7 separate regions of the Mus musculus genome follow, and regions 2, 3, 4, 5, 6 and 7 are each linked to region 1. Evidence: chromatin loops called from intact Hi-C (ENCODE). Cell type or tissue: left cerebral cortex. All regions are shown on one strand.

Evidence for each region. Peaks named below come from ENCODE experiments on the same cell type or tissue, not always from the same donor. Only the 100,000 strongest peaks of a DNase experiment are listed, where the experiment ranks them.
Region 2: it touches region 1 in a loop (2.9-fold over the local background); 8 of 42 quality-filtered maps call a loop at or near these places.
Region 3: it touches region 1 in a loop (2.1-fold over the local background); 8 of 42 quality-filtered maps call a loop at or near these places.
Region 4: a loop joins it to region 1, with 4 times the contacts of the local background. A loop is called at or near these places in 13 of 42 quality-filtered maps.
Region 5: it touches region 1 in a loop (4-fold over the local background); 10 of 42 quality-filtered maps call a loop at or near these places.
Region 6: a loop joins it to region 1, with 4 times the contacts of the local background. A loop is called at or near these places in 19 of 42 quality-filtered maps.
Region 7: a loop joins it to region 1, with 3.0 times the contacts of the local background. A loop is called at or near these places in 29 of 42 quality-filtered maps.

The regions. Positions count from the first base shown.
Region 1 is chr1:171,109,408-171,113,407 of GRCm38, forward strand. n-TVcac6 (a tRNA gene) reads left to right here and starts at 2,036; the gene lies at 2,036-2,108. In left cerebral cortex, a CTCF peak has its summit at 1,745 (motif pointing right); DNase peaks (open chromatin) are centred at 1,766, 2,032 and 2,571; H3K4me3 peaks cover 1,791 bases; H3K27ac peaks cover 1,520 bases.
Region 2 is chr1:171,359,593-171,363,592 of GRCm38, forward strand. It overlaps Klhdc9 (kelch domain containing 9), which reads right to left and starts at 1,206. Exons shown (of 4, transcript NM_001033039.2): 1 at 543-1,206; 2 at 150-309; 3 at 1-61. The coding sequence starts at 1,069. In left cerebral cortex, CTCF peaks have their summits at 1,716 (motif pointing right) and 3,991; DNase peaks (open chromatin) are centred at 792, 1,291, 1,689, 2,044 and 1 more place; H3K4me3 peaks cover 2,116 bases; H3K27ac peaks cover 2,562 bases.
Region 3 is chr1:171,477,400-171,481,399 of GRCm38, forward strand. No RefSeq gene overlaps it. Among named protein-coding and RNA genes, the nearest start is that of Alyref2, 24 kb to the right of the region's middle. In left cerebral cortex, CTCF peaks have their summits at 1,819 (motif pointing left) and 3,144 (motif pointing right); DNase peaks (open chromatin) are centred at 996 and 1,796; H3K4me3 peaks cover 288 bases.
Region 4 is chr1:170,893,422-170,897,421 of GRCm38, forward strand. No RefSeq gene overlaps it. Among named protein-coding and RNA genes, the nearest start is that of Dusp12, 9.9 kb to the left of the region's middle. In left cerebral cortex, a CTCF peak has its summit at 2,048 (motif pointing right); a DNase peak (open chromatin) is centred at 2,028.
Region 5 is chr1:171,342,892-171,346,891 of GRCm38, forward strand. Nit1 (nitrilase 1) reads right to left here and starts at 2,754. Exons shown (of 7, transcript NM_012049.2): 1 at 2,677-2,754; 2 at 2,023-2,109; 3 at 1,397-1,648; 4 at 1,173-1,276; 5 at 803-936; 6 at 547-672. The coding sequence starts at 2,678. It overlaps Pfdn2 (prefoldin 2), which reads left to right and starts at 2,784. Exons shown (of 4, transcript NM_011070.4): 1 at 2,784-2,895. The coding sequence starts at 2,821. In left cerebral cortex, no CTCF peak of the experiment used is centred here; DNase peaks (open chromatin) are centred at 1,589, 2,219, 2,768 and 3,272; H3K4me3 peaks cover 2,045 bases; H3K27ac peaks cover 1,333 bases.
Region 6 is chr1:171,034,939-171,038,938 of GRCm38, forward strand. It overlaps n-TDgtc4 (a tRNA gene), which reads right to left and starts at 2,162; the gene lies at 2,091-2,162. n-TGtcc2 (a tRNA gene) reads right to left here and starts at 3,130; the gene lies at 3,059-3,130. It overlaps n-TLcag3 (a tRNA gene), which reads left to right and starts at 3,676; the gene lies at 3,676-3,758. In left cerebral cortex, no CTCF peak of the experiment used is centred here; DNase peaks (open chromatin) are centred at 34, 1,863, 2,163, 3,150 and 1 more place; H3K4me3 peaks cover 2,925 bases; H3K27ac peaks cover 487 bases.
Region 7 is chr1:171,236,548-171,240,547 of GRCm38, forward strand. It overlaps Ndufs2 (NADH:ubiquinone oxidoreductase core subunit S2), which reads right to left. Exons shown (of 13, transcript NM_153064.5): 4 at 2,727-2,847; 5 at 2,163-2,350; 6 at 1,968-2,045; 7 at 1,740-1,825; 8 at 1,398-1,517; 9 at 593-722; 10 at 59-154. Among named protein-coding and RNA genes, the nearest start is that of Fcer1g, 4.2 kb to the left of the region's middle. In left cerebral cortex, a CTCF peak has its summit at 2,139 (motif pointing left); a DNase peak (open chromatin) is centred at 2,123.

The DNA.
Region 1 (4,000 bases):
CACTGAAGAGCTGCCATCTGGTCTTGGACCTTGACGCTTTTCAGAGCTTTGTTTTTGCTTAACTCGTTGTAGTTCATCCTACAAACAAAGTATATTACTGGATAGAAGTGTGTCCTCTTCCCTCTGTCTCTTCTCTGCCTCTCTTTTTTCTCTTTGGCCAAATTAACTGAGAAGGACTCCATTCTTAAAGTATGTTAATAACTAAAGTATACTGACTGAACCTCCTAATTGGGACACCTGAGAAGAGTCAGCTGTGAAGACAGCGCTGGAGCTGGTGAAACCACCTGTGTGATCAAAATCTCTGTAATGCGCCTGCTCTCTGAAGCCCAACGAATAGGGAGTAAATAAATACACCTACTCTTAGGGACCAAGTCCATGGAAGGAAGGGCAGGAGGACGGGCGGGAGGACGGGAGTGGAAATGTCTGGTTGTGTCACGTGATGCAGATTCACCGGATGATTTGCTGAGGAACGACCTGTGAGAGGACAGTGCTGCCTGGAGGTTGTATAAGTAGGACTCAGAGGACAGTCACAGGACATTTGAAGAGGACCTCTATCCTATTAAAGCTATATATGTCAATCCAATCTTTCTAAGTGATTTTTTTTTCTGTTTGTTTCTCCGTGTAGCCCTGGCTGTCCTAGAACCTGCTCTGTAGACCAGGCTGACTGCGAACTCCAAGATCTGCCTGTGCCTGCCTCCTGAGTGCTGGGATTAGAGCTATGTGCTACCGTCATCGGGCTCTGTATTGATTTCTAAAGTGTAAATGTTTCCAAAAGAGTGGGATCAGCATGTGCTTGGACCAGATTCCCTGAGAAAGTATGTCCCCTAATCCTACTAAAAGTGGCTTAATGTGATACATTCTTTGGTGTTGGTCTAGGGCACCCCTTGGAAATAGCTGAGGTCTTTTCACATTTTACACAGCCTCGCACAGTCAGCTCTTCCCCAGGGTTCTCGCCTTTCTTCCTCATCCTTCATCCATGACTCTTAGCTCCAGTTCTCATTTCCTTTGTCCTCTATCTTAGCAGAATGAAATTTACTCATCCACTGACTTTCACTTTTATAATATGTAGGGCAGCACAAATACCTGCTGGTCTCAAAAGTTACGCTGCGCAAACAAAAAGCCCAAACGTCTCCCATTACGTATTATGGCTATTTTATTTTTATTTTTGTTTTTTAAGGGGTGGAAGGGACTCATTCTCTTTGGTTGCCATGGCCTGGAAAGGCATTGCTCCTGGAGATACAGTAGACATTAATACTGCCTTACAGAAGGGTCTGAAGAGCACTCTCGTCCACCATGGCCTAGCACTGAAATTCGTGAAGCTGCCAAAACCGTAGACAAGCACCAAGTCCGTCCTTGGAGCATGCACCCAAGTGTGCAGAGCCTGTGTATGTCGAGTTGGAGGAAGACCTTCGTGCTAAGCCCCCAAATCAACCTAAGGCTGACGAGGAGAAACTAGGGCAACGGGCAGGCCTCTGCAGAACCGACTCAGTGGGAAACCCGATAAAGCGGTCGCATGCAGTGGTTAAATAATACGGCCAGGGATGTCAGCGAAGAGTACCTCAGATGCAAGAAACGAACAAATAAACATTTTGACTCATTAAAAACAAACAAACAAAAACGTAACGAGGAAGCCTGGGAAATGCCTTTTACATTTAGGTTCAGGGTGCTTTTTCATTGTTTCAGGCCGCCTTGGCTCGCTCCATTTTTCTCCCGTCGCGCGGCACAGCACATGCTGGCCGCCAGGTGGCGCCCTATACTCATCAGCCAAGCACTCCTGGAGCGCCGCAGGATCTGGAAAGCTGCGCCTATTGGTTACGGAAGCCTGGCTGGCGCTCTTCCCCGAGCTTCTGGGTCCCCGGCGGAGTCTTAACTTTTCTGGCAGTTTTCTTTGGGGGCACCGTCTAAGTCCCATGCGTGAGAATCATTTAACAGCTTCAGAGAGGAACCTGCTTGTTGGTTGACTAAATAGAATTTAAGAGCCAGAAAAGAAACAATTCACTTCAAGTGCAGCTCATATAGGTCAGCTTGCCAGCCAGTTTCCGTAGTGTAGTGGTTATCACGTTCGCCTCACACGCGAAAGGTCCCCGGTTCGAAACCGGGCGGAAACAGCAACTTTGTTTTTCAACCTGTTTTTTCAATCCTATAAAAAGATCTAAAGAGTTTACAGTCAGAACCTACAAACGGATCTGACCAAATTACACGTCTCCTGGACCATTTCGAGGGCTGGATCAGCACAGCTAAAGTTACACGAACGAAGGGAGACTGTCGACAGTGAGCTGGTCCTCCCAAAGAGACCCGCAAGTATTTATGTCTTCCTTCAGCTTCTTCCAGAAGGCACTGTGGAGTCGTCAGTTCATACTTCTGTCCCGAGAAGGGCTCCGATCTTTTCAGCAGGGATTGCCTCATATTCCTCCTCTCCAGAGTTTATAACCTATACTGAGAGCTATCCCGCCGCCTGCTACCCCGTGATTATCTTGTTTTACAAAGCTCCCATCTCTATTATTATGCTTGCTTCATAAGCATGAAAACTTAAGTTCAGACTCCTAGCATTCACTAAGAAAGCCAGCGCTCCCCGCTGGAAGCTCCAGGGTAGCTGCTTCTGCAAGCATTCCCTAGCCCGTATCTGCGCACGCCACTTGCTCTTTCATTTGGAAACCTCACCAGGAGGACAGCGTGCTTCCAACTTTGGACTGGGAACTTTGGCTGCCTCAACAACGCTTCCTTAGTCCCTTTATTTAACTTATTTTTAATGCATATGGTTGTTTTGCCTGCATATATGCATGTGCATCACGTGCAATCTAGCGTGCGCAGAGACCAGAAGAGAACATCGAGTCTCCTGAAACTGGAGTTAAAGACATTGGAGCTGCCATGTGGGTGCTGGGAACCTAGTCCTCTAGAGGGGCATCCAGTACTCCTAATATAGTACCTTTTTTTTTTTTTTTTTTTTAAGACTCACTATGGGGCTGGAGAGATGATGGCTCAGTGGTTAAAAGCACTGACTGTTCATCTATAGATCCTGAGTTCAATTCCCAGCAACCACATGGTGGCTCACAACCATCTATAATGGAAACCAATGTCCTCTTCTGGTGTGTCTGAAGACAGCTACAGTGTACTCATATACATAAAAGAAATAATTAAATCTTAAAAAAAAAATCCCCAGAGATCTTCTTGTTTCTGCCTCCCTAGTGCTGGGATTTAAAGGCATATGCTACTCTTCCTGGATAATTCTCACTTTTGCTCGATATATACTTAATAAACTCACTCATCCAAAAGTGAAGGATGATATAGAACACAGGTTCTCACACTGTCGTCCAGACTGGCCTTGAACTCAAGATAATAGATAATCTCTTGTTGTTGTTGTTGTAATATTTATTTAATGCCAAGTCTGTGATGGCCTATTCTTAAATTCGAGGCAGGACACTCCAGAACACAGAGTGAAAGCCACATACTAGGAGTCAGGAGGGAGTCAGCACTGTGCTGTTACTGTGAGTCTGGCCATCATCCGATGTTCCATTGAGGATGGATGAAGACTGAGCTGCAATCTGACTGTCACCATAAATCATACACTAACGTCTAACCAGACCCTGACCTTGACCTCCTCCCCCCCCCCCAGTGTATTCACGTATTCAGCCATGATTAGGTTGCCTCTTATTGGACTTTGTGTTGGATATGGTTTAAAGTGTGTCCCCCACACACAAACGTTTGTGGGCTAGAAGATTGGTCCTCCGTGTGGCTCAGTATTTAGATATTAGAAGCATTAAAAAGTAGCCCTGATGGGGCTAGTGTTTAAGAGCACTGGCTACCTTCCAGAGGGTGTCAGCACCCACAGGGAAGCTATCCTACCCCCTCTTCTGGCCTCCCTAGCACCAGGCACTCAGTTTGGTGCAAAGACATATACGTGCAGGCAAAACAACCATACACATTAAATTAAAAATAAAAAATAAAAGTAGGGCAGAGTAAGCTACATCATGAATGTATTTCTTGAGATAAAGTTGCTATT
Region 2 (4,000 bases), 250 kb after region 1:
GCCCACTGCTCACAAGCCTTGCAAGCTGTTCCCTCAAATGAGGGGCAACTGGTTGTTCCTCCTTGGGCGAGAAAAACAAGAAGGGGTTGTCTGAAGGGTTTGCTTATTGAAGTTTTAGTCCTTTTCTACTTTATGTGAGTAGCTAATACCTTGATTTTCCCAGGGCTCCATTGCCCTGCTACCTCCGGTCCAACTGAGTTGCAGCCCCCAAAGAGCAAAAGCTGATGACCCGGGTGCGGCCCAGCAGTTGGCAGCAGGGCAGCACAGTGGCCTGATCGTGAGGTTGTGTGGCAGCCTTCTTCTTTGTAGCTGTTGGTACACAGAAAATCGGGCCTGAGTTTGGTTTTCTGAAAAGATTCAAGTGTTCTTTGCCAGAGAGCTCTAGTGAAAAAGAAAATCAGGCTTGGGGCAGATAGAGTTAAGCAATCTTGGATTCCAAGACAGAAGGTGCTATGGATAGACTACCAATAAGTTTATTTAGGTTTTGTTTTTTCTAGAATATAGAGAAAACAAACGAACGTTTGGGGGCAAAGTTGCAGTACCAATAAGTTCGGGTCCTGTGGTCCAACTTTAACGTGTAGATGCTTCCGTAGCGTCGCTGAGTGTGGGTACCACCCTCTCTGCCAGACACTCGCAGCTCCCCGTCTGAGAGGCGAGTGCAGGTGTGGCTGCTGAGGCCAGCAGGAGGGCAGTTGCCAGGGTTCGCAGCCCATGCTTCCCACACCTCTCTCTCCGTGTCCAGCGCGGCCACCGTGGATAAGCGACGTGACCCGTCCCAGCCACCCACCACGCAGAGCCAACGACCTCCCACCAGTGCCGCGTCGTGGTGGCTGCGAAGGGGACTACCTCGGGCTACCAGTCGCACCGCTTGGCCTACAGCTGGGTCAAAGATCACAGTGTCGTTGCTGGGCACTCTTGCACCACCTTCTAGGAGACCCCCTACCAGATAGAACCGTCCTTCCAGTTCCGTGCATGAATGGAAGGCACGAGCCAGAAGCACGTCTCGCGCCACTGGCCTCCAGGTCCAGGTTGAGCCTCTTGCTCGACCGAGGGTCTGCACCCCAGCCATGGGCCAAGGGAAGGGGAGAGCAGCTCGGTCACTTCGGGTCGCACTCCTTCACGAAGGGCCCAGCACTTCCAAGCATAGACTAGCTTCCCCTCCAATAACAGCACAGGTCTTCACCCAAACCACCCCTTCTCTCCACCGCCGTCGCCCAGCAACCACTGCAGGGACTACAGTGCGACCGCTGCAAACTGAAGGTCGCAAAGCGCCTGTTACCTTGGAAACAAGAGACCTGGTTAAGCTACCGCGATCTTACAGTGATGTCGTCAGGGGAACGAGATGTGGGGAAGCCAGTAAATATCCTAAAGGATTTGGGCTCCGAAAGGCTAGAAACCGGCAGTTCGTTAGACGAACCCAATAGCCGCTAACTAGCCTGTAATTATGACGTTTGAGGAAGGTGTTGGTGGTAGGATGCGTGGAGGCCGTGTCTTTTTCTTTATTTTTTGCTGCACGGTTTCCAACTTGGAATCTTCTCTAGGGATGAGGTAGGAAGGAAACAAGTCAGAAATCAAAGGTTGAACTTGGACTACGTTGCTTGGGATTCAGAGACTTGAGTAGACTTATTCCGCGATCCTATTTATAAAATGGGTTGTTTGTGATAAAAATTCTTGAAGGTGCTGAATGGATGGGAGAGTTCTCTCTGCTCTAGCCACTGGAGGGCAGTAGAGTCCAGTCTCAGTGAGAGAAGCGACAGGAGAGAAAGGTGCTAAGAAGGGACAAGGGAGAAAGAGATGAGTTAGGGTGGATGAAGTGGGAGAGGAAAAATAGGTTAGGCATATCTTGGACAGTTTTTCACTACTTAGTCCTAGGATGAATAATTATTTCATCTTGACTCATTAGAATAATATAACACATTAAATGGAGGCACCGTGGAACTCAGGATTAAGGGCAGGGAGTTTCCCCTGATAAGATCCTGGGCAGAAGCTGCCCAACCTTAGAAGGTGGGTGGGGGTGAGATGGGGAGGAGAGAGACACGGACTCCTGCCCCTCCCTGCTCTCTTCCTTTTAGTCAAGCTGGGTTACTGAAGGCCTAACTCTGCCCTCGCAGGACTCAATGCAGAACGAAGAGGCTCGGATCAAGGCAGGCTGACTGGGATCAAGGCAGGCTGACTGGTTTCTGCTGTAGGAGGAAATGCAGATTTCTACTTGTCGCTCCAGCTGGGGTGGAGCCGAAATAGGATCTTTGTCCCCCAGGCTGGGCTTTGAGTGGGAAGGATGGCTGTCACTTGGGCCTTTGGTTTCTAAACATGAACTTGCTCCCAACCAGACCACGGATAATGTCCAAGGTTTCAGTGGGAATGATCACGTGATTCTGAGGCGCAGGCTCACACTGGGCCTTTTCCCTCCTGGTCCCAATTAGATCTTGAGAGAGAACTACGTGGGGAGGGTGTGCACACATGGAGTAAAGAATTGAGCCTGGGGGCTGGAGAGAAGGTTCAGTGGTTAAGAGCACTGGCTGCTCTTCCAAAGGACCCAGGTTCAACTCCCAGCACAGCAGCTCCCAACTGTCTGTAATTCTAGTTCCAGGGAATCTGACACCCTCATACCGGTAAATGCACATAAAATAAATTAAAAACAAACACACACAAAGGCTTGGACAGCATCTCAGTAATGCAAGTCCCGGGACCTGAGTTCCATTTCCAGAACTCACACAAAAATAGCTGGACACAACCGTGCGGTGGTGGCACACACCTTTAATCCCAGCACTCGGGAGCACAAATAATAAGAGAGATAAATAGTTAAGTTTCCTTAGCATTTATTTAAGAATAAAGACTTGAGTGTTTTCAGTGCTTATTTAAGCACAGAACAGTAATAAAGAGTCAATAAAGAATTAAATTTTGGCCGGGCAGTGGTGCGCACGATTTTAATCCCAGCACTTGGGAGGCAGAGACAGGTGGATTTCTGAGTTCGAGGCCAGCCTGGTCTACAAAGTGAGTTCCAGGACAGCCAAGACTATACAGAGAAACCCTGTCTCGAAAAACCAAAAAATATATATATATATAAATAAATAAATAAATAAAATAAAAAAATAAATTAATAAATAAATCGTTGGGCCTGGGCGAGCAAAGATCCTAAAAATTCAATTCCCAAGAACCACATGAAGGCTCACAACCATCTGTACAGCTACAGTGTACTCACATACATAAAATAAATAAATCTTTTTTTAAAAAATTAAATTTTAGCTTTTCCAACTTGGGCTGGTGGAATGGCTCCAGCAGAGAAGGATGGCAAGAAGGACCGTTTGGCCACCAACAAGGTGGTTTCCCGAGAATACCATGGAATGGGCTTCAAGAAGTGTGCTCCTGGAGCACTCAAAGAAATCCAGAAATTTGCCATAAAGGCAAATGGGACTTTCATGGGCATAAAGGAACACCAGATGTACGCATTGACACCAGGCTCAATAAAGCTGCCTGGGCCAAGGGAATGAGGAGTGTTCCGTATCGCATCTAAGTATGTTTGTCCAGAAAACAAGCTCTCCACATTGGCAACTTATGTGCCTGTTACCACATTCAAAAATCTATAGATGGCTACTGTGGATCAGAGTTAACCTGCTGCGTGTCAAACAAAGCTGCAGAACTGAAACTAAAACAATTAAATTTTAGTGCTTATGGAAGCCCAGACAGTAATAAAGAGGTAATAAGAGTCAAGTTTCCAGCACTTATTAAAACACAGAGCAGTAAAGAAAGTTAAGTCTCCAGTGTTAAATAAAAAACAGTTATGCAGTTTAATAGAGCACAGAGAATTATAAAATAAAAATGAAGCATAGAGAGTTAAAAGGAAAAGAAGCCAATGGTTTTCAGCCACAGAACGAGTGAGAGAGTGTTGTTTCCAGGTGCCATCAGCTTCCAGCATCCAGTACAGCTAGAGAGAGTTAAAAGGCCTGAGATCGGACTGGCGAGATGGCTCAGAGGTTAAGAGCGCTGACTGCTCTTCCAG
Region 3 (4,000 bases), 370 kb after region 1:
CTAGCAGCCTCGAGCAAAGGATGTAGACCTTGAGCTAAAACACAAATTCTTTTCTACCACAGTTTTTGACCACTCCTCTCCTTGGGGGAATGTGTCTTTGGGACCTGGGAGAGATGCAGGGGCAGCAGCAGCAGCAGCAGCAGCAGCAGCAGCAGCAGCAGCAGCAGCAGCAGCAGCATTCTGTCCCAGAGGAAGCATCCAGATGTGATTTTTCTGAACGCAAATTTGAGGGCCTTACTTCTCACAGTGCTTTCTGAGGCCTCCTCTAGTTTGTCTCTACAGTGGCCCAATGGGCAATTAATGAAAGCAAAAAGTTTAGGGTCCAGCCAAGCACCCCATTGATTTGGACATAGCATATGGGCGCTTGAGAGTTTCGTGTTTTTGTTTGTTTGTTTGCTTGTTTGTTTTGTTTTACTTTTAGATTCTAATGTATGTTTATCATGTGTCCTGGTTCTACCTGTTAGCTCAGGTGAAATAGCAAAGAGGGAGTCTTGGGCCTGAGCTGGGAAACCCTGGAAGTGGTGTGTGCTGGGGTACTGCGTGAGTGTGTGTGTGCTTGCCCGTGTGCATATGTGTGTGCATGTGTACAGGTGCGTTTCTGTGTGTGTGTGTACGTGTGTAAGGGCGTTACTGTTATTCTTCCAGTCACACGGTGCACCCAGTCTCGGCCAGTTCCACCAGCATTTCTGAGATCTTCATTCTACCACCTGAGAGTAGAACCCGGACAGACCGGTTCTGAGGTACAGAGGAGAGAGAGGTCTGAACCGGAAGGGAAGTTTACTCAATTCAGGCAAGGCAGCGCCCTGTGCGTTGCAGGGTGGGGCGGGGCACGGGAGGGTGGAGGCAGCCCTGCCTGCTAGGCAGGGCTGTTGGCTAATTATCTGTGGACGAGGAGAGAAAACAGAGAGAAGGGATTGTGCGAAGCCTTACTTAGGGCCTTTGAGATGGCTCAATGGGTCATGAGCACCCGAGACTGATCCTCAGAACCCAGAAGCAGGCAGGAGAGAGCGGACGCCACAAAGGTGGGCGGTGATCGTGGACACGCATGCGCACACAGGCATACCTTTTTAAACTTGATGTTGACGTTATGGAATGTGCTTAAGGAAGCTGCTGTAGAGAGGATCCCTCTCCTCCCCTCCCCGCTTAATATCTTGTGCTCTCTCCTTTTTTTTTTTCTTCTTCCCATACAGGGTTCACTATGTAGCTCTGCCTGGCTTTGAACTCACGGGGATCTCTGCCTCTGGAGTGTTGGGTTTATTTTGTTTTGAGGAAAGATTTTCTCTGGCTCAGGCCTTGAACTTGGTCTGTTGTAGAGGTTAGCCTTGAACTGTCTTTAAAAAAAAAAAAAGTAGCTGGGCGTGGTGGCGCACGCCTTTAATCTCTTTAATCCGGAGGCAGAGGCAGGTGGATTTCTGAGTTCGAGGCCAGCCTGGTCTACAGCGTGAGTTCCAGGGCAGTCAGGGCTATACAGAGAAACCCTGGTTCGAAAAACAAAAAAACAAAACAAAACAAACAAACAAACAAAAAAAGTGTCTGCGTGCATGCACTCACAAGTGTTCAAACACTCGGGGGAATTCTTACAAGGTATTAGAGGATCCACGACCTTTACTTAGGCTCTGGGGCTTGACCTAAGGTAGTCAAATTTTCTGAGCTTTACCCACTCACTCAGCCACCTAGCCAGCTCCTAAATGTCTGCAATTTAAACCACTTAGTTAGAGATGGCTCGCTCAGTGATTAAGAGCACTTGCTGTTCTTTGGAGTATTCTCCATCTGTTGTTACTGCAGTTCCAGGGGATCTGATGCCCTCTTCTGGCCTCTGCAGGCACTACATGTACAAGGTCCATGTCCATACTTGTAGGCAAAACATTCAGATATATAAAATTTAAAAGTGTTTAATGGATTTTAATGATCTGCATATGTGTGTCTGTGTGTTCCTACTGTTCTTTATAACAATATGGTAGTTTTAAAATTATTATACAGGGTGATGCATAAAGATTATACACCTTTAATCCCAGCACTCAGAAGGCAGGGGCAGGAGGGTCTCTGAGACTTTGAGACCAGCCTGGACAGCCAAGACTACACAAAGAAAGAAACTCTGACTTGAAAAAAACAAAACAAAACAAGACAAAAATCTTGCTAGGTTGTGCTGGCCTGCAGCAGTTTAGGGATCCGTGGTAGTTTAGCTTTCGGAATCACCCTGTGAACCTGAGTCCTACTTATCCGTAGTAAATGCAGAAAGAAGGCAAAGAATCACAATTAAATGGCATTTAAACTGAGAGTCCACTTTTTCCGGTGTTAATATTCAACAAAACAACAATGAAAAGTCCCCAGAACTACATCGCTAAACTTCACCCATCCCAACTCAAACAAAAAACCGGGGAATAGTGTACCTTTATCTTGAAGGTGTTAAGTTTTGGAGGGGACTCTGCTGGTGTTGAAGGTGTTAAGTTCTGGGGGGACTCTGCCTGTGAGCGGGCTAGTAAGTAGTCACAACCTATTTGGGACCCATTAGAACAGCTTGTGTCAGTGGCCATAAAATTGTTCACACCCTGAAATGCAGTGATGTCTCTCGTGGGAACAAGCCCCAAGGAGACAATTAAACAAAGCAAGGGACGTATGTAGATCCACGTGAAAGGCATTCATTGTAGCGTGATCCGTAAAGTAACGAGCTGGAAGGAAACCAAGCTCTGCACAATACGCAGATTGTTAAACCAGAATGTGGAGACCGATGGAGACTTATCCAGTTATTGAACAATAATTATGGAGAACACGTAGAAACATTAAAATATTTATGATTTGGGGGGTATATGATTATTAAATAAAAGGAGAATAACAGCTAGGTACGGTGGTGCCTGCTGGGGACCCCAGCACTCGGTAGAAGGGTGCAGAAAGATGAGTTGTTTTAGTTTGGACAATAGAGATAAACTATATATTTGTTTTCTCTTCTTTTTAAAAAAGTTTCTCTCTGGTTATTGAAACTTGATAATCAAAGACCAGAAAACTCTCTGCTGCCATTCTATACGAGGTTATGTGGGTATAGTAATCAGCACAGGTCTCAAGAGTTTTTGGAAAGAGTGGAGAGCCACATCTCCCAGAATAACTAATTATTTATTTTATGTATTTATGAATTATTTATTTTATGTTCACCGTTGCTCTCTTCAGAAACACCAGAAGAGGGCATCAGATCCCATTGTAGATGGTTGTGAGCCACCATGTGGTTGCTGGGGATTGAACTCAGGACCTTTGGAAGAGCAGTCAGTGCTCTTAACTGAAGAGCCATCTCTCCAGCACCAGAATACAGGCTTCTTGAGAACTTAGGTCTAAGTCCACTCTTTCTTCCAGGTTCTCTGGGTGCATCCAGCAGCAGTGTAATGAGTCCCAGTAATAGATTCCCCCACCTGGACACACTGAAGAAGCTCGGGGAAAATAAGTTGATCTAATAGCTGGCCAGGGGGCTAGAGACATGGCTCAGTGGTCATGAGCACTGGCTGCTCTTCCCAAGGACCAGGGTTCGATTTCCAGCATCTCTATAGCAGCTCACAACTATCTGTAACCTGTTACTGTAGCTCCAAGGGATCTGATGTCCTCTGGCCTCCATGGTTCACATATATGCATGAATGCAAAACACCCATACACATAAATAAATCACACACACACACACATATATATTATATAATATGACAGGAAAAAGCCCTAGGAAGTTGAGGTCAACTATGATGTTCATGGAGAAGGCCAGGCAGTGGTGATGAAAGACCCCACCATAAGGCTTAGCAAGCTAGCTGCAGTAACGCCATTTTGCAAGGCATGAAAAAGTACCAGAGCTGAGTTCTCAAAAGCCACAAGAAAGTTTAGTTAAAAAATAAGGCTGAACAAAACTAGGACAGGGGCCAAACAGGATATCTGTGGTCGAGCACCTGGGCCCCGGCTCAGGGCCAAAAACAGATGGTACTCAGATAAAGCGAAACTAGCAACAGTTTCTGGAAAGTCCCACCTCAGTTTC
Region 4 (4,000 bases), 220 kb before region 1:
TTAAGTTATTTAAGGAGTTGAGGAAAGAAAGTCTGCTTTCAGCTGGGTGTGGCACCACATCTGCAATCCTGGCACGTGGAGGCAGAAGGATCAGAAGTTCAAGGTTTGAAGGATATTTCTCCAAAGAAAATACACTGAAGGCAGTAAAGGCCGTGAAAGATACTCAGCGTTGCTAATCACTAGGAAAACCTCCAACTGTGACAAGATAAGATCCCATATATGAGATCAGCTACGATAAGAGACAATAAATGATGAGGGCATGAAGAAACTGAACTGTTCTGCATTGTTGCAGGCAACGTAAAATGATGAGCCTCTGTGGAAAATGGAACAAAATTAAAAATGAAATTAGAATCCAACGCAGAATTGAAGGTAGAGCCTCAAAGAAATACTTTAATACTCATAGTATTTAAATCATTCATCATTGCTAAAAAGTAGAGGCAATGGCCACTAGCAAATTAACAGGTAATTCAACAGGCAGGTAGATAGATAGATAGATAGATAGATAGATAGATAGATAGATAGATAGATAGATAGATAGACAGAGGATAGACAGACAGATGTTCACATGCACACAATTATTCTGATATAGAAAAGAGGAAATTCTGACATAGTTCGGTGAGCATTAAAATAATTACTTTGTTGAAAATAATTGGACCAAGCCAATCCTAATGGTGCATGCCTGCAATCCTTGCACTCAGGAAGCTGAGGCAGCAGGATCACAGTGAGTTTGAGCCAATCTGGGTAAAAGAGAGCACGAGGGTCGAGGCTAGGAGGAAATTGGGAATTGTTATCTGAATGGTATAGAGTTTCAGATTCACAAAATGAAATGCTCTAAAAATCTGAACCTTACACTTTAAAGTCATCAAAAGAGAACATTTTCTATTATATGGGTTTAACAAATATTTATTTATGTGTGCATGTGTATGTCTGTATGTGTGTGTGTGTGTGTGTGTGTGTGTGTGTGTGTGTGTGTGTGTGTGTGTGTGTATGCTCTCCAAGAAGAGGGAGTAAGTTTCCCTACGGCTGGAGTTGTGGGCCATGTGAGCTGCCTAATGTGGGTGCTAGGAACCAAATTTGAGTGCTCTAGAAGACCAACAACTAATCAACACTGAGCCATCTTTCCAGCCCTTGTGTGGGTTTTAAAACTCACTGTTTTTAAAAGTAGTCGTCCTTTTAGTAGTGGTAGAGCATGTTTAGTATTTTCTAGTTTGTTCAGACCTGATTACAGAGTTTCTCTCCTCTCCCCTCTCATTTGTTTGAGACATAGTTTCATGAGTCTGTTCTCCGGCCTCCAACTAGATATGTTGACGTCAATGACCTTGAACTTCTGATCCTTCTGCCTCCACAAGCTAGGGTTGCAGATGTGTAGTGCCACACCCAGCTGAAAGCAGACTTTCCACAACTCCTTAGAACAAGTGTAAGGTGTAAGTGAGGGGGCGCAGGAAAGACACTGGTGGAATGGCTGCCCCATCGTATGGTAAAGGGGAAGGGTGTGTTATGCATAAGAAAGAAAAAATACAAAATATTCATTCAGCAACTGGAAGAGAAGAGAAAATAGCAGGAGACAGAATAGTTGAGAGATGGGGGCAGTAGGTGTTGGAGGAGGGGGGAGGTAGAATTAGAGAATAGCTGGGGACAGGGGGTACAAAAAGAGCAGAAATCTGAGAAGGGCCGGGATGCTAGCTGGACCTTGAAATGTATAGTGAGTACTTGTGGGTAGAGACTGAGCGATCCTGAGTGCAGCCACATGTGTAGGTCAGTGGAGCCGCAGTTCCTTCTGACTGAGGTAAGGGAAATGGCTCCTCTGGCATAAGGGAACCAGTTTGACAGTTCCTGAGAAATGCTGGCTTTTTTCTAACCACCAAAAATCTGGCTAGATCTAGTTTGAGCTCATTCCTGAATATGTGGACTGCCTGTGAGGTCTAACATAAGGTCCTTCAAGAATGGAGCTAATATACATATTTAGGTTGAATACTCCCGGAGCCTGGCATTGACTTCTTGGAGCTGATTTTAATAGCATCTCTCTTTGTACTTTTAGACACTAGATGGCGCCATTCACCTTTATGCAAGATATCACTTTCCTTCAACTTAGATGTGATAGCTATTTTTTTAATCTTACTATATTTAATTTTGTTATACATTTTTAAATGAATGAAAACCTACCTGCTAGTTAAAGGTTAACAACAGTGGAGTGACACTGGATATATCAGTCACTCCAGGACTGGTCTCATGTTGACCAACAAACAATGGAGTCCAGGTTTTTTTTTGTGTGTGTATGTTTTTATTTAGCCAAAGACTTTTGTTTTGCTTTTGGATGTGTGTGCTAATTTTGTTTTCTTGGTTTCTGGGGGGTTGTTGTATTGGGTTTTTGTTGTTGTTGTTGTTTTTGTTTTTGTTTTTTCGAGACAGAGTTTCTCTGTAGAGCCCTGGCTGTCTTGGAACTCGAACTCAGAAATCCGCCTGCCTCTGCCTCCCGAGTGCTGGGAGTAAAGGCGTGCGCCACCACGCCCAGCTTTGTTGTTGTTTTTAAGAACTTAAGGTTGGGTAGGTAGGGAGAGAGAGGGGAGCTAGAAGGATTTAGGGGAGGGGAAGAGTCTGATCAAAATAATTTAATTTTAAAAATGATTTTAAATAATAAAATATAAGAATAAATCAATCTTATTCCATACCATAAATAGGTAATTAAAAGATGTATTTGAAAATAACGTCCTAATAAGTGTCAGTATATGATGGGTATTCATAACCTGTTAAGCAATGGTATGCACATGGAATGGTGCAGAGCTGAACCACAGCTTCTCTTTTATCGAACTTTAACAATTACTCTTGTCCAATATTCTTTCATTAAAATGCTAGATAATGCCAGGTAGTGGCGGTGGCATGGCTGTTACCTCAAGCATTCAGGAGGCAGAGGCAGGAGGATCTCTTGAGTTCAAAGCCAGCCTGGTCTATGAAGTGAGTCCCAGGACAGCCAAGGCTACACAGAGAAACTCTGTCTTAGGAAACCAAAAAAGAAAAAAAACTGCTAAATAATCCCCACCCCCTCCAGAAAAAGAAAGAAAAAGAAAGGAAAGGAAAAAGAAAGAACGGAATTAACAACTTTCTGAGCTCAAGGAAAGAAATGCTGGTTTTTGGGTGGGATCTCACTTTCTGCCAGCTAAGGGCAGGGGAAGACACTCTTCTTAGAACTACACACACACACACACACACACACACACACACACAAACACACACACACACACTGTTTATCTGTTTATTGCATCATTGTTACACTATCAATCTTGATAATGCTTCTCTCTTCCTTCCTCTCCTCTCTGTCTCCTTTCCTTCATTTCTTTTGAGACAGAGCTGACCCTAGCTGTCTGGGAACTAACAGGCTGTGTTAAACTGTGATCCAACTGATCTCCAAGTCCTACTGCCTCAGTCTCCTCAGTGCTAGGGTCACAGGGATGGAAACATGACACCTGGCTGTTTGATAAGCACTAAACAGCAGTTTTGCTAAGAGATCAAGTCATTCAGTGTGAGGTGGCTTGAATATTTCGAAAGCACCATTTTATCCAATGTGGCTAATCATATAAGGACACGCATCACCCAACACTCTCACATTTTGGTTGCTTCATTTTCATCTTTAACAGTAAGTACTAACTTGTTGAAAATGCACCTCTCTGCCGAGCAATTAGCAAAGAAATTTCCCCTCTTTTGTCCCTTCACCTCTCCATCACAGACCAAAGTGAAGTTCCTCTTTCTATTTTCAGCAAATTGCCAATGGTGTACTGGTATCGAGTTCGGTACCAGTAAATGTCAAGTTCTGCTATTTTGTTCTGTTCTTTCTGTTTTCTTTTTCTTTTTCCCTTTTTGTTTGTTTTGTGGTTTGTTTTTTTTTTTTTTAACATAGCTTCTTCTCTAACCTCAGAACTCATTATGTAGCCTCTGCTGGCCTCAAACTTGTGACTTCCCAAGCGCTGGGAATCCAGGTATAAGCCACCATGTCTGCCTGCCATGT
Region 5 (4,000 bases), 230 kb after region 1:
AACTAGAGTTAATAACTAACTCTTTAACATGACTCACACCTAGCTAAGAAATGAATTTCCTCACCAGATGAAAAGGAAGAAAATCAAGTAGAAAGGAGGAGTGTTTGTGTTTTGTACTTTTGAGATAAGGTCTCCCTGTGTAACCCTGGCTGGCTTAGACCCACAGAGATCTGCCTGCCTTTGCCTCACAGTGCTGAGATGAAGAGCATGCACCACCATGCCCCACTCTTTGAAGGTGTGGGTTGCTTTTTTGTTTTTGAGACAGGGTTTCTCTGTGTAGCCCTGGCTGTCCTGGAACCCACTCTGTAGACCAGGCTGGCCTCAAACTCAGAGATCCACCTGCTTCTGCCTCCTGAGTGCTGGGATTAAAGGTGTGCACCCCCACTGCCCAGCTTCTATTTTGTTTTCTTTTTTAGTCAAGGCATGCTGGCTTTGAACCTGTGGCTATCCACTGAAGTGCTTGGATTTAGGTTTGTACCACTCTGCTCCCACTACTAAAAGTAAGGTTAAAGGAGGCCTATATGTTATGAAGAGGCATTCTCTTACCTCCCAGTGGGCTGGACCTGTAACAGATCCAAAGGCTGAAGGATAAGTAAGTATTTCTGCCCCAGCTTGAGCCAATTTCAAAGAAAGTTCAGGGAACCGCATGTCATAACAGATTGCTAGACCAACCTGAAATGAGAAACAACCCACTCATCTTCCCTGTCCCATTCAACAGAACACTGAGTGCCTTCATTAGCCTGCACCAATGGGGGGTGTTACCACTTTTCAACATAGTCCCATTTCCTTTCCAAACTCCCACCTTGCCAGCCGGTGTCTTGACAGGTGGCTCAAGAGTGCCTCCAGGCTTGGTATAGTTGCTTTCTCTCATCGGCCCCTGACCTGGGATCTCTACATCGCACAGATGTGTCTTCCTGTAACTGGCCACTACTGATCCTAGAGAGAGAGAGAGAGAGAGAGAGAGAGAGAGAGAGAGAGAGAGAGAGAGAAAATACTCAGTACAGACACTCTACAAGTCCAGCTTAGCTCTTCTCCCAAAGAGTAACTTGTAGGCTGAGAACAGAAGCATAAAACCCCAAGGCCAAGCAGTTGAGAAAGAAATGCTGAAGATCTGAGTTGAGGAAAGGTAGAGAAGCCTGGGAAGAGGCAAACTAAGGGCTATGACGTCTCACCCTTGCTGTTCAAAAGCACATGACAATTGTAGATTTTCTGATTCTGCTCCCAGTCTTGGCCACGCTCGTGGAAACCGCCCAAGGACAGCCAGATTCCACATTCCCTGGGGGGGGGGGGGGACACGACACACACAACTCTACCCCCTCTGTGGCAATCCAGGAACACTGCTCAACAGGGAGTTCTACACACACAACCCCCCCCCCCCCAAACCCTACCCTTGTACCTGGCAAGCTGGCTATATTGGCCCAAAAGATCCCCATTCAGTGGTTCGGACAGGAGTAATGTCTCGGCAGGGTTTCGTGCAATAAAGTCAAATGCCTCAGGCAGAAAGGCCAGGCAAGCACCCAGTCTGGCAGCCTCTTGAACCAACTCAGCACATGTTTTAAAGTTCTCTTGCTTGTTTGGTGTTGATGTTACCTGGCACACAGCCACCAGGGGCAGCTCCCAGGAAGTTGATGAGGACATGGTTCTGGGCCTGTGAATGACACAGGCAGTATCCTCAGATTTTCTATCTAGGAGAAACTCAGAGGCTCAAGTGGGGGTGGAGCCAGAAACTTTATTTTCTTTTGACTTTTTTCTTTTTTGAGACACGGTCTTTTGTAGCCCAGACAGGCCTTTCTATGTAACTGGGGATGACCTTAAACTCCTGGTTGATCCTCCTTTTTTTCGAGTGCTGGCATTACAGGTGACCCCAGCAACTTGTTTTCATTCTTACAGAGCATAATAACCCTAGAGCTACTGGAGTTCACTCATTACATGTTTGGAGATATCTTTGTCTCCCACTATGAAGTTAATAAACACGAACTAAGCAGCTATGCGCCAGAGAGAGAACATTACGAAATATGTTACCTGGGCTGAGTACAAAGTACTGGGGTTCGAAGTAATCGGTATCCGGTACACAGGAGTTGGTGAGGAGGCCTGGTGATGAAGCCCAGCCTGAAGAAGGTGAGAAATCAGGACACCTAACCCTCTTTCAAGCCGTAAGTTTCTAGAATTCTCTGCCATTTCCAGGCCTGGCCAGTAATCCCCTCCCCCAAGGCTTCGAAAATACTTTTTACTACTAGTAGCTAGGAAAAGATATAAAATGGGAAAATGGGAGAGGCGACTATGATCGGTGCCTTAATACCTCAACTTCCAGTGATCTCACATTAAAACTGAAGCCCTTTTTCCTTTGCCAAACGTTTCCGCAGTTCAAGTCATCTCATGGAACCTTCCTCGTTTCCCCAATTCTCTTCTCGGCTGTGCCACCTGCACAGCTTTATAGACTCAACACGTATCTTTCCCCTTATACCCGAATCTCAGAAGGAAAGTTCACCCTCCCTAGATCTCCACCATCTCATGGTGGGTAGATGGGTACAGGACCAGATCCCAACCCGAGCCCCCGCCCTCTGATTAGCGCGTCCTTCCCCGCCTCTCCCCCCCGGGCAAGAATCTCTGTTGCACAAGTTAAAGCATCGCAGGTGGAATTCACCGCAGCGGGCAGGGTTTGGGAGTAGGTCCTACATGAAGACACAGCCAAAACCATTCACGGGGTCGGATCTCAAGAGCTGCCAGGAGCCAGGAGCGCAGGAGCAAGTGGGCGGTAACCCCCCGGCCGGATGTGACGCAGTGAGAGTGCGCAGGCCGGAAAGCTTGCAGGTGGGGAAGATGGCGGACAGCAGCGGTCGTGTGGGCAAGAGCGGCGGGAGCGGCGCGGGGAAGGGGGCGGTGTCGGCGGAACAGGTGAGGAGCCGCGAGCGCACAAGGCACCCGGGGCGGTGTCGAATTCGTGTAGAAGATAAGATTTGTGGCTCGAAGGGGCCTTTAGTCCTTTCCACGGTCTCCATGGGCACGCACGGGGGAGAGGGGGTCTCTGGAGGTGATCACGAACCTTTCTAGAGCCTGGGTAGGTAGGGGAGAGGCACGCCCGCGGTGTGGGTGGGTAGTCAAGGGAGAAAGCCCTGAGCTGCAGGGTCTGGGAGGGTTGGCCAGGTCTCTGAGAAGATGGATCGTAGTTTGCCCCCTCTCCGAGGTACCCTAAAGAGCGTATGGTGTTTGGCGTGGCATCTAGTAACGAATTCCAAGCTGTTCTTAGTCAGTGAGTGGCTTATGTAGTTCATGGCTCAAAAACCGTGTTCACCATCACCAACACGCTGCAGAGCCACGTGACTCAGACTCTGAGCAGTTTAGTGTTCCGTAAATTATTTTGACTAAGGAGTCTGTGGTTTGTTTGTTTGTTTGTTTTGTCTTGGAGGTGGGGATGAGGGTTGCTATAGGGTCGGGTCCGGCCTTGGCTTTTCCGGAATTCACTTTGTAGACCAAACTGGCCTGGAAGATCCGCTTGCCTCTGCCTCCCACATACTGCGATTAAAGGCTCGGATTATTTCGTCTTTGAGACACGGTCTTACTAAGTGGCCTACGCTGGCCTCGAGCTTGCTCGGTGTGCTCTCTTTGCAAAGATTGACTTCGGAAGAGGGCAGAACCCACCCCCCACCCCCTCTCTCTTTCTCTTTCTCTCTTTCTCTCTTTCTCTCTCTCTCTCTCTCTCTCTCTCTCTCTCTCTCTCTCTCTCTCTCTCTCTTTCTTTCTTTCTTTCTTTCTTTCTTTCTTTCTTTCTTTCTTTCTTTCTTTCATGTGTGAGTACACTGTAGCTGTCTTCAGACACTCCAGAAGATGGAGTCCGATCTCATTACGGATGGTTGTGAGCCACCATGTGGTTGCTGGGATTTGAACTTTGGAAGAGCAGTCGGTGCTCTTAACAGCTGAGCCATCTCACCAGCCCCAGAAGAGTAATTTTAATCATAGGTACATTTGTCAGTTGGTTGTTGAACAATTCCTACAGGTAAAA
Region 6 (4,000 bases), 74 kb before region 1:
CCTTGTTGAGGGAGGAGTGTCATTTGCAGGTCGTTTCAAAAGGCCATTCCCAGTTAGCTCTCTTCTGGTTATGTCTGTGAATCTGGATCTAAGCTCTCAGCTATTGCTCCAGTGCTGCACCTGCCTGCCCACTGCCAGGCTGCGTGTGACAGCCATCGAAGAGAAGGAGGAGGGAGAAGAAAGGAAAAGAAAAGAAGCAGTTAAAAAGAACAAAAACAACAAAGAAAGAAACTGCCGAAGAAAGCCAGCATAGCAGGAATCACAGCGTACACCAGGACTTAAGTACCACCTAATTAATTAGGTGTCTTTCTAAATGGTTTTTATATAGTAGAGCAAATACAGATACTAAGTCTTCATACAATATTCTAAAGGCTGAAAGTTGAAGGAGTAAGTCCCAGAAAGGAGAGTCATAGGAGGGAAAGTCAACTTGGGGGGGGGCGGGGGGGGGGAGAGAGAGAGAATGAATCTGAATTGCGCTTGTGCTAAGGAGTATTTTAGGACAGCCAGAGAACGTTATCCAGGAAAGACTAAGCAATGAGCAGAGATTAACAAGTGTTCTCACCAGAGAGGACAGAAAAACACTGGAAGCAATGTAAATGTTCGAAACTGAGAGACTTAGTCAAGAAACTATAATGTAGCCATATAATGAAATAAATGATTGAAGGAATGTTTTAAGCTAACATTCAATAACTGTGGAAATAGAACAATTCTAAGTAAAAAGGCATGTAGGTGTTTTTGTTTGGTTGGTTTGGTTTGGTTTGGTTTTAACATCGGAACTCGTGAAATGTACAACACCGAACGAGCAGTTCTGTGGGTGCTTATGCCGTCAGTATAGTTCACCGCTGTAACAAATACGGCAGTCAGGTGCCAGGTGTTTCTAGTGGGGGAGGCCACGTGTGCGTGAGCAGAGGGAGGAAGCCAGAGTCTCTGTAATCTCTCAACTTCACTATGAAGCAGAGGCAGCTCTAAGACGCAGCCTTATCAATAGCAAGCAACATGCACAGTTTTATCCCAACTTTATATTCAAAATGTGCTCCACTCATTTCCCCCCCCCGCCCCCAGACACACACACAAAACACCCGAGAGAACTGGAGATGCGGCTCAAAACAGGGCATTCACCTAGCATGCAAGAGACCCTGGACTGGAAGAATAAATGCCAGAGAAATATTGAGCAAAATGAGAACAGGTGTTTCCTTCATGATGAGGGTGGGGTGCCTTTTATTTATTTATTCATTCTCTATTTTTTTCTGAAAGGAATACATAGTGTAGGAAAACAAATATCTTTTTTTTTCTCCAAAATGAATATATACTATGTGTGGGGTTCTTTTACACATATAGTCATTTACACTCAAAAGAACCATTCAAAAATAATGTCTCAACACAGAGGCGGGGGCCAGACAGAGACAGACAGGAGAGAGCTGTACCATAGAAAACAGGGAAAATCCACTGGAAATAAATAAATGGTCAGAATAATTTTGTTAAGATAATTATGGTGTCGTTATATAGCTTAACACAATGAAGTGATTAAAACAAATGCTGAAATTGGAGTTTTAGAATATTGAACAATTTGAGGTCAAAGAGTTGAGATTCAAATTCTTTGACTATATAGTGCACATCCTTCCTTGCGCCGAACTGGCTTCTCCGGACTTTAGTGCTGCAAAGGGTCTGTCCTGACCTTCAGACCAGTGCTCTTTCCATGCTAGGTTCAGATAGGACATTTTTGTTATTCTCTGTCATCGCCAGAAGGGATGGCTGTTTCCCAAATCTACACAATTGCAGTGTGGCAGTGAAAAAGAATTCAGACTTGAAAACTTGGTCCAGCCACTTTCCTATGGTGCGGCAAAGATGGGAATCGTCGTGATGCCCAGTGTTTTAAAAAGCGTGAGAGTGCCATAGCCTCGATACAGGTAGGGTTAAGAACCTGCGCATACTGAATAGCTGCTGCACCTTTTTCACTAATTTGGTTAGAGAGAGGTTCTTGAAATATAAACTCGGAGCTTTATTTTTAAAAGTGATTATCCTTCTTTTATTGGAAGATCAATCAAAGATATAAATATAGAAAATAAAAAATGGATTAAAAACTCACTAGTCTCCCCGTCGGGGAATCGAACCCCGGTCTCCCGCGTGACAGGCGGGGATACTCACCACTATACTAACGAGGACAACCATGATGGGCTCCCTAAAGTAGCTGCTCAAGAAAGATATTTGTAAGCTATTCATGGTCCTTGGATGTTATCAAAATTTTGCTTTCATGAAAAAAAATGTATCTATCTGCTAATTTCCAACAGCCAGTTTAAACAGCAGAAAGGAACAGGTTGCCAGTTAAAATCCGCCGGTCACAAAGCAAACCAAGAAAACACGAAAGTGAAAAAGAGATTGGAAGGAGGAATCACAGGAGTGGGAAGGAAATGCAAGAGGGCTCCAGGTGAACGTAAACAAGTCCTTTATATACACGTGAGAAATTATCGAAGGACAAATTTAGTCAATAACAAAGAGAGACGTGATAAGTTTAATAACTCCTATTTAATTTAATACATCCAAAATATTATTTCAACATGCAATTAATATAAAAAATTATTAACTAGATTATTTTTCTTGGTCTTCAAAGTCGGCAATGTATTTTACACTCAAATTTTAATAGGAAGAACAAGTAGTATCTATATAGAGTTCATTAAAAATATATAAATCAAAAATACACGTATGACTGTTTCCTACTTTAAGTTCTTCAGTAGCTGAAATGGGTAGCCATTTACATTTTTATTTAATTTTTTCATTAATGGCTCCATTAATTATTTATTTTTAATTAATTCAATTAAAATAAAATTTTAAAATGCGATTTTTACACGTACTGGTCAGTTTCAAACGTTTAGTAACTGACGGCTACAATTTGAGCGTCTCAGTTACGGAGCCTTGTTTGTGCAAGGTTGAGATTCTGACAGAACATCCTGGATTCCAGAAGAACCCAAAACAGAAGAGATGAAATGAAAATACCTTTAGAACCTAATACGGGAAAATTTAGGGTTGATTTCATTAGAAAGCATAAAAAAAATTTTAACTTTGCGTTGGCCGGGAATCGAACCCGGGTCAACTGCTTGGAAGGCAGCTATGCTCACCACTATACCACCAACGCAGCACGGCGACCGCTTTCGTTTCGTCTCTTTAATAGAAGGAAGAAATTTACTGAGCATGTTTGTATCTGTTTTCCGCAAATTTAAAAATGGATTCCGTGAGAAAATTCGGCGTCAACCCAGAAGGAAATATTTCCTCCGCTTCTCGCCCTGTTCACCGCCTGACGTTCTCGGTTCCAGGCTCCGCAAACGCTCAGCGCCTCCAGGCAGCTCCCAAAGTCCACCCGGCACCGGTTCCATAAGCGACTTAGAACGACCGGTGGGGAGGAGAACTGGTCGCTAAGAGATCATCTGCGGCCTGACTCGGCCCCTCTGATAAAAAGAAAACCGAAAGGTCCCAGAAGAGATGGATGATGGAAGGTTTAAAGAGATGCGGAAGTAAGAGATAAGAAAGATCTGTCCGCTACTTTCACTTGTTTTGCTTTGCAAAAACGTTCCCGGAGAGTTCGTGTTTCTTTTTATCTGGAGAAATCACAGATGGCGGCGTCATCGCCATTTAAGGGTATTAAAGCCCTTATAAAAATGTATGAAAGCCACACTACCATGTGTCAGGATGGCCGAGCGGTCTAAGGCGCTGCGTTCAGGTCGCAGTCTCCCCTGGAGGCGTGGGTTCGAATCCCACTTCTGACAAATACTTTTTCCTTTTTTTCCCATCATAATTGAATAATTCATATTGGTATCTTTTGGTAAAAAAGAAAATTAAAAAAATAAATAAAATAATTCCCATCCTAAGATCCCTTAATTTACTACAATTATCTCAACTCTTTCGTTGCTGAACCAATGCTAGCAAACATTTGTAAGCATGAGGTTCTCTCTCTATCGCCTTGCCTAACCCCACCACCAATTCTAATTAAGTAATTTGCTATTTATGG
Region 7 (4,000 bases), 130 kb after region 1:
TTCCCTGTCTGCCTCTGGCCACCCACAACCCAGAGGCTCCCTCCCCCGCCCCCCTCACCTTAGGAGCTTCAATGGCAGTATATGTGGCTCCTGGAGGAACTTGGTAGCCCTCTGTATACAGCTTAAAGTGATGAATTAGTGACTCCATGGACGTCTGAAGGAAGGAAAAGGAAGCATCAAGAAACCAGATCCATCTGGCTGCTGGTGGTGCACACCTTTAATCCCAGCACTTGGGAGGCAGAAGCAGGCAGACCTCTGAGTTTGAAACCAGCCTGGTCTACAGAGTAAGTTCCAGTACAGACTGGGCTCTACAGAGAAACCCTATCTAAACAAAACAAACAACAGAAGGAAACCAGATCCAAGCTCTAGCCTTGGGCTTTCCCCTGAGAGACAGCAATCTCTACCTTCAGAGAGACTATCAGCCCACATGTAGGTCAGGGAGAGTAAAGGTGGAATATACGGTGAGCGCTCGCTGTGAGAGGCTGAGTCTTAGCAAGTTAAACAGAAAAGTGGGATTTAATCCGAGCTCCATTCTCCGCGGCTACCGGCCCCTTGCAAAGACCCCCCTGCTCTTCCCTCCCCTGAGGCCAACCTTCATCTCTGCTCGCTTCGGTGGGGACACTTTGGCGTCATCAACCTTGATCTCCCCGGGAGGCATCTTGTTCAGACACTGCTCAATGATTCGCAGGGACTGGCGCATCTCCTCCACACGACACAGGTACCTGAAATGATGAGACAGACTCAGAACAAGAGAAAGCAGACCGAGGGGTGAGCAGGAGTCTGGATGGAAGCCTCGGGAGACCTGAAACATGGTCAGTAAATGGTCCTCAGTTTCCCCTGGCACAGTCTCTCTGCTTGGCATGGTTGCCCATACACATCCCGAAGTGCCTGGATTCTACTGGTAAGTCCTTCTCCAAATCACCTCTCTCTCTTTTCTTTCAGAAGGTGGTCTGTACTTTCCCTCCTTACCCTCACTCAGAGTTTGGACTGCAGAGTAAGGGAGTTGAATGGAAAGATAAACAAAGAGACCGGCAGCAGCAAATCTTACTCAGGGTCAGTAAACAGGAAAAGCGCTGGGTCAGAAGGCTTCGGACTCCAATCCAGACAGGCTAATCCCTAGCTTATGCTTCAGCCTTCTCGGCTACAAATGCAGTCCAAACTAGTTCTAAGATAGCATGGAGGCACACGGGGTGGGGGTGTGGGTGTTGGGGAGAAACTGGCGGTCTGATTTGGTATATGTGGTGGTGAGGGGCACACTGGGGCACACTGGGGATTGTGACTGCTAAAGACACACTCTACCAAGTCTAACACATTCCACGGGCTCCTACAGATACTAGGAAACAGAGCTCAGAGAAGTCAGGCAGGAATGAAGAGCTGAGCCATGATACGAATCTTACCTATCGTAGCAGTCCCCTCGAGAACCGATAGGAACATCAAACTCCACCTGGTCGTAAACGTCATAGGGCTGGGTCTTCCGCAAGTCCCACTGGATGCCTGAGCCTCGGAGCATCACCCCACTATAGGGCATAATGGGCATAGGACCGTCCTCCGCAAGAAAGGACACGCATGCCTCCCACCTCCCTCCCACCCCCCACAACAGAGGACATGCATGCCTCCCATCTCCCTCCCCACATCTGGCTATGGAACAGAAACTCCAGGCATGGAGAGGACAGCACCAAACACACCTGAAACAAGACACTGGGCTGTACACCGGGCTGTACCTCTACGGCCTCTCCTACCTGAATCCATAGTTAAGTGCGTCTTCCGCTGTTACAACCCCAATGTCGACTGTCCTATTTCGCCAGATTCTATTGTTGGTCAGCATCTATGGACGGACAAGTCCAGTGTGCTGATATTCTTCGTGACAATCTCTAAACGCCTCTGTACTTACGCTCTGCTGGGTACTAAAACCCCACCAGCCTTTCTGGGAGATAAAGGTATCTTTCTCGCGTCGAGTTCTGTCTCACCTCCTCCACCTCATCAATCCGAAGAGAGAAGTTCTTGGAAAACTCATAAATGTCATCCAGAAGCCCAAGAGGTAGGTCCTAGAAGCCAAGTGGTGATCCTGTCACAGCACCGCTTCTCAAAAGGCCAGAGCTCCGGCAGCCCACACTGCCCTCCAGTGGTGGCAGAGGAGAGAGGCCAGAGAGCAGCTCACTCACCTGGTGCACTCCTCCAGGTCGGATATACGCCGCGTGCATCCGGGCCCCAGACACCCGCTCATAGAACTCGAACATCTTCTCTCTTTCTTCAAACATCCAGAAGAAAGGAGTCATGGCACCGATGTCCAGGGCATGTGTGGTGACAGCCATGATATGGTTTAAAATCCGTGTGATCTCTCCAAAGAGCACTGTGAGACGGAAAGACGGGGAGTGATGGAAGGGGCTGGAAAGATGGCTCAGCGGCTGCAGAGAAAGGCGTTTGCTAACAAGTCTGGAGCCCACATGGTAGGTAGGAAGGAACCGACTCCCCAGAAGCTGACCTCTGACCTCCCCACACACGCCTTGATGTATACTGTTTCACATTTACGCACACACAGTAAATAAACAAATATATATTATCATGGGTGTTTTTTTTTTCTTTTTCTTTTAAAGAAAGAAGTATGTGGGAGCCGAGGGCTCATCGTACAGATCATTCTGGGTAGAATCTGGAATCTAAACATCACAGTTGAGTCCAGGGCACTTAAGATGCCCGTGTTCGACAGTGGACAGCAGAAATAAACATACCTCGGATCCACTGTGCCCGAGGAGGAGGTTGGATGTTTAGCAACTTCTCCACAGCTATCGAATAGGCCTGTTCATTACACATCATGGACACATAGTCCAACCGGTCAAAGTATGGAAGGGCCTGGGGAAACAGGGCATCAAGGTCACATCTAACAGACCAAGGAGTCCACTGCTGCTAGAAACCTTCCTCATGACAGGCACTCAAAGTTAGTGCTTACCTTTAGAGCCTTCAGCTAAGCAGGATGAAATGTCCCCAAAATCACTACCATGATGATTTAAGACTAGCGTAAAATGTTTACAAACCGACTATCTAAAATGATTGGAGATTTACCATTACTTTGATTTATCATGTTGACAATTTCCATTGTAAAAATACTCTTACCATGGCCAAATTTTAAGTTATCAAAATGTAACTAAACACACCCTTGAAACACACAGCCCAAAATCATACAGTATCTTCTGGATACAGATCAACTGTGTCTATGGGTTTGAGGCCAGCCTAGTCTGCTTAGTGAACTCCAGGATAGCCAGAGCTACATAGTAAAACTTTCTCTCAAAACAAAATGGCAAAACTACACATATACAGAGAAAGAGAGACAGAGACAGAGACAGAGAGACAGAGAGAGAATGTATAATCTAATTTCTAATAGTAACTTCAGCAACTAAGTCATAACATTTCCTAAAATTGCATCCTCAGCCTTCCAAGCCCGTGTAAGTTGACTTCAGCACGGAAGCCTTTCAGAGAGCGCCTTACACTTCTTTCTCCTCCTGGTCCCTTAAATCCGAGACTTGGAAGGGGAAAGGGAATCAGGTTTATAGTAACTTTAGCCCAGAATGTCAAGAAAGCTAAGTCCCAGCTGCCTACTAAGTCAGGACCAGCTTCCAGGAAGAAGGCGGGGTTAAAATCCTCCCTGGGACAGCCTGTTCTGGTCCTGGTGTCACTAGTGACGCAGGACGATGCTACAGGAGTTAACCCATGAAAGCTGGGACCTAAAGCCACCACTGCTTTGGCTCCCTGGAGGAAGTCACAGAGCTGAAGTCACAGAGCTGGGTCTAAGCCCTTTATCCCAGGGCCTTCCTTCATAACAGTAAGAAAAAGAAAAAGAAAAGAAAACAAAACAAAACAAAAAAACCAACCAACCGACAAGCAAACAAAAACCACCTTTAGAATCTATTCCAGATCCAACTCCTTCCAACCCGACCTTCAACTATTTAGGTCACACAGTTCTTCTACGACGGCAAACTCTGTCACAAACCTCCTCCGGTCACTCTGA